Regions from separate parts of the Homo sapiens genome. Here region 2 is linked to region 1. Evidence: chromatin contacts called from ENCODE Hi-C data. All regions are on one chromosome and are shown on one strand. The core of a region is the stretch at or near the end of the contact, and the rest is flanking DNA. Distances in the headings are between cores, read along the strand shown.

Region 1 (7,697 bases), core at 41-2,540:
GAGGCTGAGTTAGGCAGATCACTTGAAGTCAGGAATTCGAGACCAGCCTGGACAACATAGTGAAACCCTGTCTCTACTAAAAATACAAAAATTAGCTGGGCGTGGTGGCATGTGCCTGTAACCCCAGCTACTTGGGAGGCTGAGGCAGGAGAATCACTTGAACTTGGGAGGTGGAGGTTGCAGTGAGCCCAGATCGCGCCACTGCACTCCAGCCTAGGCAACAGAGTGAGGCTCTGTCTCAAAAAAAAAAAAAAAAAAAAGGTGGGCATTCATTGACTCTTGCAACCAGGGGATGCAGAGTCAGTATCAGCTTCAGGGACAGCCGGATCTAGAGGGCTCAGACAATGTTGTTCAGACCATCTCTTGCTCCCTCCTTTAGTGCTGCTTATCCATCTCTATGTGTCTTTATAAGTTGGTCTCATTTTCTCCAGCCACAGACAGGGTAAGCCCTCTCCGCCCAGCGTAAAGACGGCTCCCAGTTGCCTTATATCCCATTCCTTAGGCTTGAGATCCAAAAGAATGCTCCTTCCTCTCAGCATCTAGACAGTAATCTCATGGAAGGCCTGTGATTGGTTCTGCAGAGTCGAAAGCCCACAGCCTGCCGCTCGCCATCCTATGGGGTGAGGGGCAGTCCCTCCAATCACATGGGATGGGAAGTCGATTCCCCAACCAAAAAAAGGATGTTGAGCTGAGAAAAACAACAGATGTCAGAGGAGTATCCTGGAGGAGCTGGGATGGGGCCAATCAGAGGGAGGCGGAGGAGGATGCTGGTATCAGTGGGAGGTGCTGTGGAAAGGCGGGGCTGAGTGGAGAAGGCCCTGGGGACACAGGGAAGGAGGACAGCCTGCAGCCTCCGGTGAGGAAAGTCCGCCTGTAGGTGGTGGCTCACAGCAGGAGAGGCAAGACAGTCCCGTGCTAGACAAGGCGCTTCCATTATTTAATCCTCCCAAACACCTTAGGAGGAAGACACTATTGTAATCCCCCTTATAGAGACAGAAAACAGCTCAGAGGGGCTCAGTAACTCGCCCAGGGTCACACAGGTAGGAAGGGGCAGTGCTGGGATTTCTGACTCCCGCCTAAGTTGGATCACCCATAGTCAGAATGTGCACCACGTACCTCCACTTTTCTCTCGTCCGTTTGCAATATCTGAGAATACATAGCAAGGAGGTAAAGCTGTCACCACAGAGCAACCTTGGGCGAGCCTTGGCCCTCTCGAGACTTTAGTCATCACATCTTTGAAATGGGTACAATTTTGCCTCCCGGACTCACAGCAAGCCGCTGGATCTTCGAAGCGCCCAGGGAGCTACGCGCATGCGCGAGGCTGCGAGGGCGGGCACAGGGGAACGCGGGGGAGGGCACAGCGGAGCGCGGGGGAGGTGCGCGCGCGCTCCGGCGCTTTCAAAAGTTACCTGGCGGGTGGGGCTGGAGTTGAGGGAGTTACCAGCTGCGCGCGCGCCGGCCCCACCCTCAGCCTCTTCAGGCACCTGTTGGCTTGAGGGTCCATTCGGCCGCAGATGCCATCCAATAGGCAGCCTCCCTGACCCAGTCCGGCCCCGCCCAACGCCTAGATCCACCAGTCCCCGGGCGGCGGCGTTCCCCTCCCTCGGAGGGCCCGCCCCTCTGGGCGCTTCTTCCGGGTGGGGCCCCGGGCCGAGGCGATGGCGCCCTGGGCGCTCCTCAGCCCTGGGGTCCTGGTGCGGACCGGGCACACCGTGCTGACCTGGGGAATCACGCTGGTGCTCTTCCTGCACGATACCGGTGAGCCGGACCCCGAGCGACCCCGGACCCACCCGATCCCGCGTACTTCCCCAGACGTTCTGGTCACACTGGGTCTCCCGCCTAATCCCTGGAGATCCTGGGATTGGCCCGATCTCCACCAGCTCCTGAAGCCCTCTCCCCATCTATCATTCCAAGAGCCACCTGCTCTCTGTCTGATACCCCGTTGATCCCTAATTAATCCCAGCATCTTCCTGATCATTGCCAAATGCCCTGTCCATCCCAGGACCCAGCCGGTGCCCACCAGATCCAAGGACCGACTTGAGCCCCATGTCCCCTGATCCTGGGACCCACATGATCCTTCCCAGGAACTGACCCCAAATCTTCCTATCCATACGATTAGGAGGCTCAACTAGATGCAAAGATTGGCATTCTGCCCACACCCACACCCCCCACACCCCCATGGCCACTAGCTGCCCAAGTCCAGGCAAACCCTCAGGCCAGAGAACACTCCATGGGGTGCGGCCTGTCTCCCATCTTCCCACAGATTCACCCACCCACCCACCTCCATTTCCCTCATTCCTCTTAGTAGCCCCCTACCCAGCGCCTCACCTGCCACAGGCAGCCTCCCCCACTGTCCCCCACAGCAGACCCCAGCCCTCCTTCCATGGCGGTCCAGCCTCAGTTTCTGGACTGGGGCCCCTTCTGGCTTTCCTCCCAAGACAGACCTCCTCCACCACCTTCACCCTTTAGCCTAAAAACTTGCTCAGGTCTCCGTATCAGAAAACCCCCCTCAAAACCCACCCTTTCTTCTCTGCTCCCCCTTACAACCAAGGGACACAGGATTTGTCTACACTCTGCTGTCTGGTGGTCTCATGCCCCCTCACTCCTTGCCCTGCACCCTACCTCCCCAAAATCCTGTCACCTCCCTGGGCTGAAGCCTGCTGGACCCTTCCGTATGCCCCTCTGCAGCATCTGAGCCTGCCAGCTGCACCCTTCCCACTGTATCTCTCTCAGGCATTTCAGACCTAACCAGTCTCTCACCATTGCAGAGCCAGAGACGCTGGACCCCTCTTCCCTCTCTCCCACATCCAGTCAGGTCTGGCTCCCTTGACCCAGCAGCCCCCTGTCCATTCCTTCCTCCCTCACTTCCTGCCAGGCCTTTGTAGCGACTCTCTTCTTCCTCCTGGCCAGATTCTCTGCCCCCAGGCTTCCCCTGATCCATTTCTTTAGCAATGAGGTTTTCCAAAACAGATCTGGCTCTATAACCTTCCATGGTTCCCTCTGACCCTCCAGATAAAAGTGCAGATGAACTGCTGGCCACACACAGCCACTCATGGAACCAACATCTCCAGGCCTTTGCTCAGCCAGGAACACACTTCCCCACCTCCAACTGCACCCCAACCCCACCCACTCCTGTTCTACCCGGCCCAGCCTCACTGTGCTCTCCGGCCTCTCCAGAGCTGCGGCAATGGGAGGAGCAGGGGGAGCTGCTCCTGCCCCTCACCTTCCTGCTCCTGGTGCTGGGCTCCCTGCTGCTCTACCTCGCTGTGTCACTCATGGACCCTGGCTACGTGAATGTGCAGCCCCAGCCTCAGGTAACCAGGGGCCCCTACTCTCACCAACAGGGACCTAACAACCAGCACCAGTCTCCATGCCAGGCTCTGTGCTGCAGGCTCTTGTGGGAGCAGTTCAGTGACTCCTCTTGCCACCCCTAGAGCCCCATCTACAGTAGTGAGGAAACTGCTGGGCCCCAGAGAAGGAAGAGACTTGCAAACATACACAGCCGCCCTCAGTCCAGGGTGCTCCGCCATACCCCACACCTCCATTCTGCATGGGATGGGTCCCAAACTCCATACCCAGAGCTAAGCCGGCCCCTAGGGGAGCTGCCCGCCAATGCCATCTGTCTCCCAAGGGGACCCTGTCTTACACCCCACCCCTCATTCCAGGAGGAGCTCAAAGAGGAGCAGACAGCCATGGTTCCTCCAGCCATCCCTCTTCGGCGCTGCAGATACTGCCTGGTGCTGGTGAGTGATGCACGGACACCCGTGGGAGAGGTTGGGCCAAAGCTGAGACTCCTCGACCTCCTCCTGCCCCACTGCCTGGGCCTCGCCCCTCCTCCAAGAAGGCCTTCCAGAATCAGGCCCTGATTCCTTCCCTCAGTGGTGGGCCCACAGCAGGGCTGGCACTGAGCCTCCACTCTCCTCCATGCCCACAGCAGCCCCTGAGGGCTCGGCACTGCCGTGAGTGCCGCCGTTGCGTCCGCCGCTACGACCACCACTGCCCCTGGATGGAGAACTGTGTGGGAGAGCGCAACCACCCACTCTTTGTGGTCTACCTGGCGCTGCAGCTGGTGGTGCTTCTGTGGGGCCTGTACCTGGCATGGTGGGTGCTGCTGCCCGGGTGTAGAGGGAGGGTGGGATGAATGCTCCCACAGGGGTGGACAGAGCCAGGACTCCCAGGGACCCGGCATGGGGAGGGAAGGGCTCCCCTGCCCTCCCCCAGCACCAGGCCCCTGTCCCCTGCACCGCAGGTCAGGCCTCCGGTTCTTCCAGCCCTGGGGTCAGTGGTTGCGGTCCAGCGGGCTCCTGTTCGCCACCTTCCTGCTGCTGTCCCTCTTCTCGTTGGTGGCCAGCCTGCTCCTCGTCTCGCACCTCTACCTGGTGGCCAGCAACACCACCACCTGGGAATTCATCTCCTCACACCGCATCGCCTATCTCCGCCAGCGCCCCAGCAACCCCTTCGACCGAGGCCTGACCCGCAACCTGGCCCACTTCTTCTGTGGATGGCCCTCAGGGTCCTGGGAGACCCTCTGGGCTGAGGAGGAGGAAGAGGGCAGCAGCCCAGCTGTTTAGGGTTGCTGGAGGCCGGGCTACCGTCTTGTGCCTGAAAACCACGGGGCCTGTCCCCAGCTGGGGTGAGCGCTCAGAGGGCCTGGGGCCCTCACTCCTGCCCACGCCTCCCAGACCCCAGAACGGAGCTTCAAGTCAGACAGATCCCTGCCTTGGTGGGCAGTTCTGCCTTCCAAGGAAGAAGGGGAAGAAAAGGACCTGTGGGTGGCTCAGGCCCAAGCAGACCCCGGGCTCCACCCCAGCCCCGCCCAGGCTGCTGCCAGTGCACACTTTTACAAATTTAATATAAAGCAAGTCCAGTCTTAAAAAGACAAACCATATCACTCCTTGCTGCGGCACCCTTTCTGGGCCAGGTCTCGCTGGGAGGTAGAAGAGGGCGAGCTGGAGGGGGAAGGGACACACTTTGCCCAGTGACACTGAGCAAAGCCCACAACAGTGGCCCCATGGCTGCCACTTTGAATCCCAAGGGCTCAGAAGTACCCAGCAAGGCCTGGACCTCCAGGCAGGGCGCACGGGTGAACGAGCAGAGGCTCTAACAGTCTGTGGGGGAAGGGGACAGAGGTGCCAGGAGATGCCCTCAGGGTTCCAGGAATCGCTCTGACACAAAGTCGAAGTCCCGGAAGGCGGCCTGTTGGCGGGCAGTGAGGAGGCTGTGGGGTGCAGGTGGGGTCAGGGCAGGCGGCAGCCCTGTGAACTCGCCCTCAAAGTAGCGCAGGTCCGCAGGGCCACACAGGGTAGGCACGAAGGGGGGCTGGATGGTGCGGGCGAGCAGGGCTTGCCAGTTGGTGGTCTGAGGGCAAAGGAGAGGCGCCTGAGACGGCAGGAACAGCAGCTCCAGGAGTCACTCCATGCCACCTACCCTGCCAGGCACAGGGGACCACCGCCACCCCAGCCGCTCACCCTGAAGAATGGCTGGACCTTGATCTCCTCGGCATCCTGCTCACCTGCCCCGAGGCGCTTCTCCGGGCACTTCTGGAGGAGCTGGGCAATAGGACAGGCGCTCACTTAGGGCATTCAGCCCCAGGCACTGCCATCATCCACAGGCCCCAAGCACGCTGGCCCAGAGCGCTCTAAGGATGGGTGGCAGGGGGTCTGCTGTCCCACGGCAGAGGGCACATGGGCCTTGAGCGGCCATCCAGCCCAGCCCCAGACCCCGCAGTGCTTACCTTCTGAATGAACTCAAGCCCTTGCACCGACAGAAAGCCGGGGTAGGGGGCGTCCATGTTGACGATGCAGTCAAACACCTCTTCCTCTGTGTCCCCTGGGAACGGGCACTGTGGAGATGGGGGCTCAGCAGGATGCACGGGCCACCCCACCCCCACCCAGAGGCCCAGGAAACAGGCTCCAGCACTCACCTCACCCACCAGCATCTCGTAGAGCAGCACACCCAGCCCCCACCAGTCCACAGCCCGTGTGTATGCCTCCTGGGTCAGCACCTCGGGAGCCAGGAACTCCGGGGTGCCACAGAAGGTGCTAGTCCGGTCCCCGAAGCCGATCCCTGCAAACCAACAGGCACACCAATAGCTGCTTGGTGTGGCCTATTCACAATAACTTCAATAGCCAAGCCTTATGATGCCAGGGAGCTGAGCCTGTGCCAAGCCCTGCCCTGTACCCAAGGAAGTGGGAATGGTTATGACGCCATTTGACTGCATGCAGAGCCAAGCTCACAGGCTAAGGTCACAGAAGGCAGAACTCGGCTGGGTGCGGTGGCTCACACCTGTAATCCCAGCACTTTGGGAGGCCGAGGTGGGCAGATCATGAGGTCAGGAGTTCGAGACCAGCCTGGCCAACATGGTGAAACCCCGTCTCTACTAAAAATACAAAAAATAAGCTGGGTGTGGTGGCATGTGCCTGTAATCGCAGGTACTCGGGAGGCTGAGGCAGGAGAATCTCTTGAACCTTGGAGGCAGAGGTTGCAGTGAGCCGAGATTGCGCCATTGCACTCCAGCCTGGGCAACAGGGCAAGACTCCATCTCAAAAAAAAAAGAAGCCGGGCGCAGTGGCTCACGCCTGTAATCCCAGCACTTTGGGCGGCCAAGGTGGGTGGATCATGAGGTCAGGAGATCGAGACCATCCTCGCTAACACAGTGAAACCCCGTCTCTACTAAAAAAATACAAAAATTAGCCAGGTGTGGTGGTGCTCGCTTGTAGTCCCAGCTACTTGGGCTGCTGAGGCAAGAGAATCGCTTGAACCCAGTAGGTGGAGGCTGCAGTGAGCCGAGACTGCACCACTGCATTGCATCCTGGGCGGCACAGCAAGACTCCGTCTCAAAAAAAAAAACAAACCAAAAAAAAAACAGAAGGCAGAACTCAGTCTCCTCTCCCATCCCTGACCACAGGCTCTCCCTTGGGCCAGGTGCAGGCTGGGGCTACGAGCCTCTAGGACTAGGAAGAAAGGGCCAGTGTGCCCAGCTGTCCCCTGGAATGAGGTCTGGGGTGGTGGAACCAGGGCATCCGCAGGTGAGGAGATTTCCTGGGACATGCCATGTGCCCATCATCCTATTGGCCAGGGTGGGTAAACAAGGCTGGAGATATGGATCCCAATGGGCGGCCCCCACCTTCCTTGCAGAGTCCAAAGTCTGCGATCTTCAGGAATCCCTGGGCATCCAGCAGAAGGTTATCCAACTTCAGGTCCCTGAGGGCAAGGGTGCAGATCAAAGGGACTGAGTGGGGCTTAGACCCAGGGAACAGTAACGGCCCCTGGAGCAGCCCAGGCAGGCGGAGGCAGCATCTGTCCTTACCCACTCCACCCCCACCCCCACCCCTACCCCCGTGCATCCCTGGGACAAAAGTCACCTGTAAATGATCTTCTTCTCGTGTAAGAACTGCAGCCCCAGGACAACACAAGCCACGTAGAAGCTGCAGGGGTGGTTATGGGAGAACTCAGGCCCAAGACACACACCAGGGAGGCAGGGCAGGGAGGCACCAGGATGGCCATAGCGGGGGGATCCCGGATGTCCCGGCCAGAGTCAGAGATGAGTGAGACTGGGACAAGCATCATGCTGAGGGTGGGGGTGCTCCAATAGTCCCAAGGTCGCCCCAAGGTTGCGTGCATTTCCAGCTCACCCTTCATGGGCCCTTAAATGGTGCCAGGGACCAAGTGTTGGTCCCTGCAGTGGATATTCATCA
Region 2 (7,671 bases), core at 1,822-4,321, 510 kb after region 1:
TATTTTTATTTATTATTATTATTTTTTTGAGACGGAGTTTCACTCGTCACCCAGGCTGGAGTGCAATGGCGTGATCTCAGCTCACTGCAACCTGCGATCTCTGCCTCCCAGTTTCAAGCAATTCTCCTGCCTCAGCCTCCCAAGTAACTGGGACTACAGGCGTGCACCACCATGCCCAGCTAATTTTTTGTATTTTTAGTACAGGTTTTCGCCTTGTTGGCCAGGCTGGTGTCGAACTTTTGGCCTCAAGTGATCCACCCGCCTCAGCCTCCCAAAGTGGTGGGATTACAGGCATGAACCACCATACCATCCCAATTTAATATTTTTAGACGTGCGTCTGAGGCAGGGGTGGCCAGAGGGCTGCCCCTTGGACCCTCTGGGTTTAAAGCCTCCTTTAAGGTCATTCTCAAGTTCTAGCACTCATGCTCACTAGGTGCCCCCACACAGTATCTCCCTGAACCTTTACAACAATCCTATGAAACAGGTCTGATCACCATTGTCTCCATTTTACAGATGCAGAAATAGAGGCTCAGAGGCCAGGCACGATTATGGCTCATGCCTGTTATCCCAGCACTTTGGGAGGCCAAGGCGGGCAGATCACCTGATGTCAGGAGTACGAGACCAGCCTGGCTAACATGGTGAAACCCCGTCTCTACTAAAAATACAAAAATTAGCCAGGCGTGGTGGTGTGTGCCTGTAATCCCAGCTACCTGGGAGGCTGAGGTAGGAGAATCCCTTGAATCCAGGAGGCAGAGGTTGCAGTGAGCTGAGATCGCACCATTGCACTCCAGCCTGGGTGACAAGAGCAAAACTCCATCTAAGAGAGAAAGAAAGAAAGAGAGAAAGAGAGAAAGAGAGAAAGAAAGAGAGAAAGAGAGAAAGAAAGAGAGAAAGAAAGAAAGAGAAAGAAAGGAAGGAAGGAAGGAAGGAAGGGAAAGAAAGAAAGAAAGAGAAAGAAAGAAAGAAGAAAGGAAAGAAAGAAAGAAAAGAAAAGAAAGAAAGAAAGAAAGAAAGAAAGAAAGAAAGAAAGAAAGAAAGAAAACAAATAAAGAAAAAAGAAATAGAGGCTCAGAGAGCCAGAGAGAGTGTCTCAGAGGGGGAGTGACAAAACTGGGATTGGAAACCAGGTCTTGCCTACACAGACAGACAGTCAGACAGACACACACACACACACACACACACACGCGCGCGCGCGCGCACTTCAGTTCTGGATGCCCCATTCCAGATGGAGAAAAGTCCTGGGGAAGCCCCTGGGATTCCCTGTCAAGGTCTTCAGCCGAGTATACTTGAATCCTGGCCCCCAAACCCAAGCTCTTCCCCATGACACCCTCCACATAGGTCTTGGCCTTCTCTGTGTTGGGGACTTCCAGGGCTTCCCTGGCAGGTCCCAGACAGGGAAAGGTCAGTGAAGCTTTGCTGCTACCTAGCTGTGGGGCTGTGGGCAAGTTGCTTTGCTTTTCTGAGGCTCAGTTTGTCTATCTGCACTACGGAGAGGCTAACCTCTGCTGTTCACTCTCAGAACACACTTAATTTATCCTGTTTTCATGCTTGTTTCCCCAGGCCCCATCCTGGCTTGGTCGCCTACCTGATTGAGGACCTTCTGCAGGTAGGGCGTGCCCATACGGTCAGCCAAGTGGCGATAAGATGGATGGGAGAGGAAGAACTTTCGTTCAGCAGCCAAGGCGGCGGTAATGTCCTTCTTGCCATCAATGTCCTTCTGGCTCCGGTTCACCACTCCAATGTAGCCTGTGAACAGTATCAAGGTCAGGGCAACCAGCCTCAAGAGGAGGGGAAGGGTGGGGAAGGGCTGGGGAGTGGTTGAGGGGCATGGCCTGCTTACCTCTGCGCAGGGGGAGCAGCTTGTTCTCCAGCACATCACGGGCATCTGTGCCCTCGTCCATCAGGTCCAGCTTGGTGATGACCCCGATGGTGCGCTGGCCTGGGTGCACCAGCAGGAGGGCCGTCTACAGCTGCACCCGCTCTCACACACAATTCCATGCACTCCCACTCCCATCCCCCTGCTCTCCTCGGCCCCCTGCCTGCTCACTGCCTCCTCTCTTTCCCCCTTATTCATTTTCCACAGAGTAGCCAAAATGATTTTTATTTATTCTTCTTGTTTTTTTATTTGTTAGAGATGGGATCTCGCTTTGTTGCCAGGCTGGTTTCCAACTCCTGGCTTCAAGCGATCCTCCCAAGTTGGCCTCCCAAAGTGCTGGGATTACAGGCATGAGCCACTGCACCCAGCCTTTTTTTCTTTTTTGAGACAGGGTCTCACTCTTGCCCATGCTGGACTGCAGTGGTGCGAGTAGGGCTCACTGCAGCCTCAACCTCCTGGGCTCAAGTGATTCTCTGGCCTCAGCCTCACGAGTAGCTGGGACCACAAGCGTGCACCACGGTGCCCGGCTAATTTTTAAATTTTTTGTAGAAATGGGGTCTCACTAGGTTGCCCAGCCTTGTCTCGAACTCCTGGGCTCAAGCAATCCTCCCGGCTTGGCCTCCCAAAGTGCTGGGATTACAGGCATGAGCTACCATGCCTGACCCCCAAAGTGATTTTTAAAGGTACAAATCTGATCCCACCGCTATTCTTAGACCGTTCAGAGGCTCCCCTTTACACTAAGAATAGACAGCCTGCAAGCCTGGGGTTTTGTGCATTGGCCACCGGGTGGGAACCTACCCTGGGGGTCCACCTCCTTGGCGACCTTGAGGGCGTCAGAATTGGCCAGGTCAGAGTTGGCGGGGGACACGGCCAGGATGAGGCAGTTCTCCTTGGTGACAAACTGCATAAGCATGTCTCGGATCTGGAACTCGATGTCGGGAGGTTGGTCCCCCACCGGGACCTTGGTCATTCCGGGCAGGTCCACCAGGGTCAGGTTCAGCACTGGACAGGGCGGCGAGAGGGCGGGCTCAAGGCGAGGGGCGTGGCCGCGGGCGAGGTTAAAGAATAGGGCGGGGTTAGAGAAGCTGCTTGGGAGCAGGGTGGCAGGTGGGTGGGACTAGGAAATCTCAGGGCGAAAGTGGCAGTCTGTTGGAGGCGTGGCCGGAAGTGGGCGGAATCACGGCAGGGTGGAGCTTGGAATAGGATGATGCAGAGGCAGGGTCATTCTAGGGGCGGAGTCTGCAGGAGGAGCGAGGCACGCAGAGGTGCGTGGCCAAGAAAATGATTCTTAGAGGTTAGGGCGGGGCCAGGGTCCTCACCGTGCGGCGAGTAGACGCGGAGGTTGATAGGCACCGGCGAGATGCCCTTGTTGGTGCCGGTGACCCTGTCGGTCTCGGCCTCGATCTCAAGGCGCACCTCCTCGAAGTCGGTGAATTTCTTTCCCTTGCAGTGCAGGAACTCGGCATATTCTGCTCCAGAAGCGGGCAGGGGAAGGGCAGTAGGCATCAAGGTCTGGAACCCCACCTGGGGGTTTTCATCTCCCACCGGTAATAGAACCCCCTAGACACACCCAAGCAGAACCACCACCCACGTCTCCATTATGTATTTTGATCCCCGCTATCCCTAAGGGGAACGAGGCCCACAGTCACACAGCAAGCAAGTTCGTGGCCAGGCTGGCCCTCAGCTTGGGGACGGGGGAGAGGCTGGAGTGGGCAGGCCTGGCTGCTGGTGAAGGAGGGCACGTACCTGTGGTTGCATTGACCAGCTGCAAGACCAGGGGACGTCGGGTGACAATGCCAGATCCTCGAGGCAAGAAGTCCCTGCAATGAGTTGGAGGTCAAAGGAGGGTCAAGATATGAGGGGGCGCCCTCTGTCCCAGGGGTACCTGTCCGGCCCCTGGGAAAGCCAAAGCTCCTTCCAAAGTGCTGGCTCCACCGCTCCTTAGCCCAGGGGCTTCAGGTAACTAAGAGCATATGGCAGCCCAGAAAGGTGGAAAATACTTTTCCTCAAGTCGCCTGGGTCACAGAATTTATGCATCTGAGCTGCCAAGAGACTGGATCAACTCCTAGATACGTCCTGTGTTGGTTTTGAACCAATAGGAAGTCCCTGCCCCAACTCAGCCACGGCCATTCAGCCCCAGAAAACTGAGGCATGGGGTCTCCCACATGCCTATGTGTCCAATGCCCACAGAGTGGATCCCAGGAAACAGAGCTGTAACTTCTCCCCTCCCTTCCGCTGTGGGGCAGGGCAGCATCTCACTTCCCCTTCTCCAGGCTCCATATGGCTAGGGTTGAAGAAGAGTGGGGAAGGAGGTGGCAAGGAAAAGGACTCATGGGCCGGGCGCGGTGGCTCACGCCTGTAATCCCAGCACTTTGGAGGCTGAGGCGGGCGGATCACCTGAGGTCAGGAGTTTGAGACCAGCCTGGCCAACATGGTGAAACCCTGTCTCTACTAAAAATACAAAAAAATTAGCCGGCGGGGTGTCAGGCACCTGTAATCTCAGCTATTTGGGAGGCTGAGGCAGGAGAATTGTTTGAACCCGGGAGGCGGAGGTTACGGTGAGCCAAGATCGCGCCATTGCACTCCAGCCTAGGCGACAAGAGCAAAACTCCACCTCAAAAAAACCCACAAAGAAACAAAAAAACTCATGCTTCTTAGTGCCTACTGCATGCCAGGCGCTTAGTGGGGCTCCATACTGTAGCCCCATGAGGCAGGTGCTGTTATTACCCCCATTTTGCAGATGAGGGAGCTGCACCTTAGAGACATTCAGGTTGCACAGCCAGTATCTGGCAGAGCAGACCCTGGTCTCGGATATATTTGACTCTGCAGTGACACTCCCCTGCCCTTCAGCCCCCTGTGAACCGAGCCGCCTTTGAAGGACTGGACTGAGAGGTCCCAAAGTCATCCCCCGTCCCCAGACCTGACAGTCTATAGCTTAGACATCTGCTCGTGCCAATGTCAACCTCAGCTGTCCTTTTGGCTGACTCTTGTGGGTGCCGGTTCTCTGTCCAGTCAGCTCTTTTCATCCACCTCCCTCTGCACCACCCTCCAGCTGGCGCAAGCACAAGGGTGAAGGCCTCTCCAGGAATCAGGATGTCAGAATTGCCAGTCATGGGATCTCCAGGGCCCAGGAAAGGGGGGAACAGGTTGAAGCCCGAGGGACCATTGAGACACAGCCAGCGCCTTATTCATGGAGAGGCCCAGGGAGGGAAAAAGATACATTCAAGCTCTACAGAGCCAGAGGTGGAACCCAGGTCTCTTGCTCCCAGCCCAGAGCCTGACCCAGACTCACAAGTCTTCTTGCACCCCAGGGTCAGGAGCTAAGGGTCTTAGGTACAACAGACTAGACCCAGAGCTCCTAGGTTCAAAGCCCCCTCTTGAAGCCTCTCCACTGCCTCACGTCTGGGGAAGTGGACGCTGCTGGGGAGGAGTCAGGAATTATACTGGAGAAGGAGAAGGATGGTAAGCCCTGTGTATATTCATCATTTCTGCGCACCAGGCAAATGCTTTTCATTCTTGCCAGACAGTGAGCAGGGCAGCCTCTTTCTGTCTGCCACTGTATCCCAGTGCCCAGGACAGGGCTTAGCACACAAGGGGCACTCAATAAATTCTGATTGAATCTCCAAGTCCTCGAATCTGTGCTCTGATATAGAGATTATCATTTTACAGAGGAAGCAGCTGAGGCTCAGAGAGGTGAAGTGACTCACCCAAGGTCACACAGCAGAGTGGGGATTCAAAGCTGAGTGTCTGTTGGACCCTCAGCCTGGAAACTTCCTCATTCAATGGTGCTGTCTCAAACCCAAGAAGCCAGACTTGGCTTTTTATGTAATTCAATTAAATTCAGTCTGTGCCGGGCCCTGTGCCGGGCTCTGGGGATGGGAGATGATGAGTCAGACAGTTCCCACCCTGAGGAACTCACAGTGTGGTGGGAGAGACAGACAAGTAAACAGATAATGCAATGCAGCGTGGTATGTGCTAGAACAGAGGTGTGCCAGGCGGCACAGAGGGAGGGGGTTTGCTGGGGGGTGGGAGGACTTCCGGTCTCAATCTCTCCCATCCTTTACTCAAAGACTCCTTTGGGGGCGTGACTTCCAGTTTTGGGAGTCCCCCAGGGCTGTGGAGATAGAACAGCTGTTCTCATAGAAGCTGGGGTGGGTGTGGGGGCCGGGGGTCCACCCTCTTCTCCACCAGCTCCTCACCAGCAACACCATGGCAACAGTAGTTGCCATGGAAACTGCAGGAGGGGCTGGAAAGGATGGGACTCCCCACAAAGAGTCCCCCACACAGAGACGTGGACTTTCCCTGGAGTTCTTCCCTGAGAGGCCTCTCCTTGAGCAGACAGGCCCACGCAGCCCTGGTGAGCCTGAGGGGTGGAGGTCTCCAAGGTGCCACATAGCGGGTGTGGGGAGCCCAGGGCCCAGCTGGCAAGAATGCTGGGTGGTCAGGGTCTGGGCCAGCTGCCTGCTGCCTCCCCAGGGCTACTTAAAGGGCAAGTAGCTTCTGGGAAGCAGAGACTAGAGGCAGGGCCATGTCTGGGGGTCAACCCCTCCCAGAGCCAAGATCTCCTGGTGCCCAGATGGGGAGGTGGCCCATCTCTGTCATGGCCCAGGTTCTCAAAGTGAGGCCCTCACGCGGCCTGCATCAGAATGCCTTGGGTAGTTTGTCCAGACGCATGCTCCTCAGGCATGCTGGGCTAGAATCTCAAGAGGGCTTCATGGGGAGGCAGAATCTGGGTTTTAAATGGATCCTCAGGTGGTTTCCACACTCCGTGTTAAGTTTAAGGACCATCTGCCCCATGCTGAGGAGCCAGTGCCAGGCTGGCTCCTTCATCGAATCCTACATTGGCCTTTCCTTGGCCTGGTGCCTGGTGCCAGGACCCGAGAGGTCTGCTTCCCAGTCTCACGTCTGGACTGACAGTGGGGAGGACCAGCAGGTCCCCAGGTCCGGACAATGAGCTCCTCACTCACTTCCGGGTTCCTGCCTGGCACAGGCCCCGCACGTAGTAGGCGTGCAGGCAACACGAGAAGGAATGTGCATGACTCAGCAGCTCCCTAGCTCTTCCCTTTCACCTGGACACACTGTCCCACTTTAGCCCTCTGTTTAAGGGTCCCCTAGGTGGCCCTCCTTCTCCCCAGTGGGGATCCAGACTAGATCCAGCCTCCAGCTCCTGGTTAGGCTAAGGGAGGACAGAACAGGTGCCCAGAGAAAAGTATCAGGCCCACCAGCCTCGGAGGCCGCGTGCTGTGCCCAGCGTGGGAGGGGCGGCTGCTGGCATGCCAGTTCTCCCCACTCATTTGGAGCAGATGGTGGGTTCCCAGGGAGGCTGTGCCTGGCCATCTGCAGAGGCACCTTCAAACGTGAAACATGAGGGGACGAAACAAACACCTCTCAGGAACCCCAAATGCCACACTCCCTGTCTGAACTGGAGTTGTCACCGTGAGAGGGGTCTGGAGAAACTGAACCCAAGGGCTGATGTGACCCCTACCCCTACCCCTACTCTAGGACCTGAGACTTGGGATCAGAGCTCTGGGATCCTGGTTCCCAGGCCCTGCTGAATGCAAATGACCCCAGGAAGTAACGTGCTTAACTGGGCGTGCACCCAGTGCCGGTCATTCTTCTATGCCTCCTCTTTTTTGGGCTCTGATGTCAGATGGACCCCACATTGAATGTCTGAGCTGTCATGTAGGAGCTGTGTGGCTGTGCACAAATGACCATACCTCTCTGAGCCTCAGTTTCCACATCAGTAAAATGGGTTGCTGTGAGGCTTATACAGACTGATGGCTGAACCAATCGTG

What was found. A loop is a pair of places that touch in the nucleus more often than their neighbours do. Pooled maps may share reads with other maps.
Region 2: a loop to region 1 is called in a pooled map, with 5 times the contacts of the local background. The contact joins the enhancer-like site here to the promoter of ZDHHC12-DT in region 1. A Hi-C loop is called at or near these places in 5 of 50 pooled maps.

The regions. Positions count from the first base shown.
Region 1 is chr9:128,718,055-128,725,751 of GRCh38, reverse strand. It overlaps ZDHHC12-DT (ZDHHC12 divergent transcript), which reads right to left and starts at 1,290. Exons shown (of 2, transcript NR_046240.1): 1 at 1,117-1,290. ZDHHC12 (zDHHC palmitoyltransferase 12) reads left to right here and starts at 1,625. Exons shown (of 5, transcript NM_032799.5): 1 at 1,625-1,758; 2 at 3,178-3,314; 3 at 3,666-3,743; 4 at 3,935-4,101; 5 at 4,250-4,879. The coding sequence starts at 1,659. The coding sequence ends at 4,571. PKN3 (protein kinase N3) reads right to left here. Exons shown (of 22, transcript NM_013355.5): 17 at 7,365-7,427; 18 at 7,127-7,203; 19 at 5,924-6,066; 20 at 5,735-5,842; 21 at 5,469-5,549; 22 at 4,836-5,358. The coding sequence ends at 5,146. RefSeq lists a silencer at 1,257-1,736.
Region 2 is chr9:128,214,256-128,221,926 of GRCh38, reverse strand. DNM1 (dynamin 1) reads right to left here. Exons shown (of 22, transcript NM_004408.4): 2 at 3,623-3,696; 3 at 3,196-3,345; 4 at 2,675-2,878; 5 at 1,841-1,939; 6 at 1,586-1,746. Among named protein-coding and RNA genes, the nearest start is that of DNM1, 15 kb to the right of the region's middle. RefSeq lists enhancers at 2,191-3,146, 2,883-3,177, 3,147-4,103. Within about 2 kb of position 3,071, at least 5 of the 41 ENCODE cell types and tissues checked have a DNase peak (open chromatin) inside an H3K27ac peak, as active enhancers do.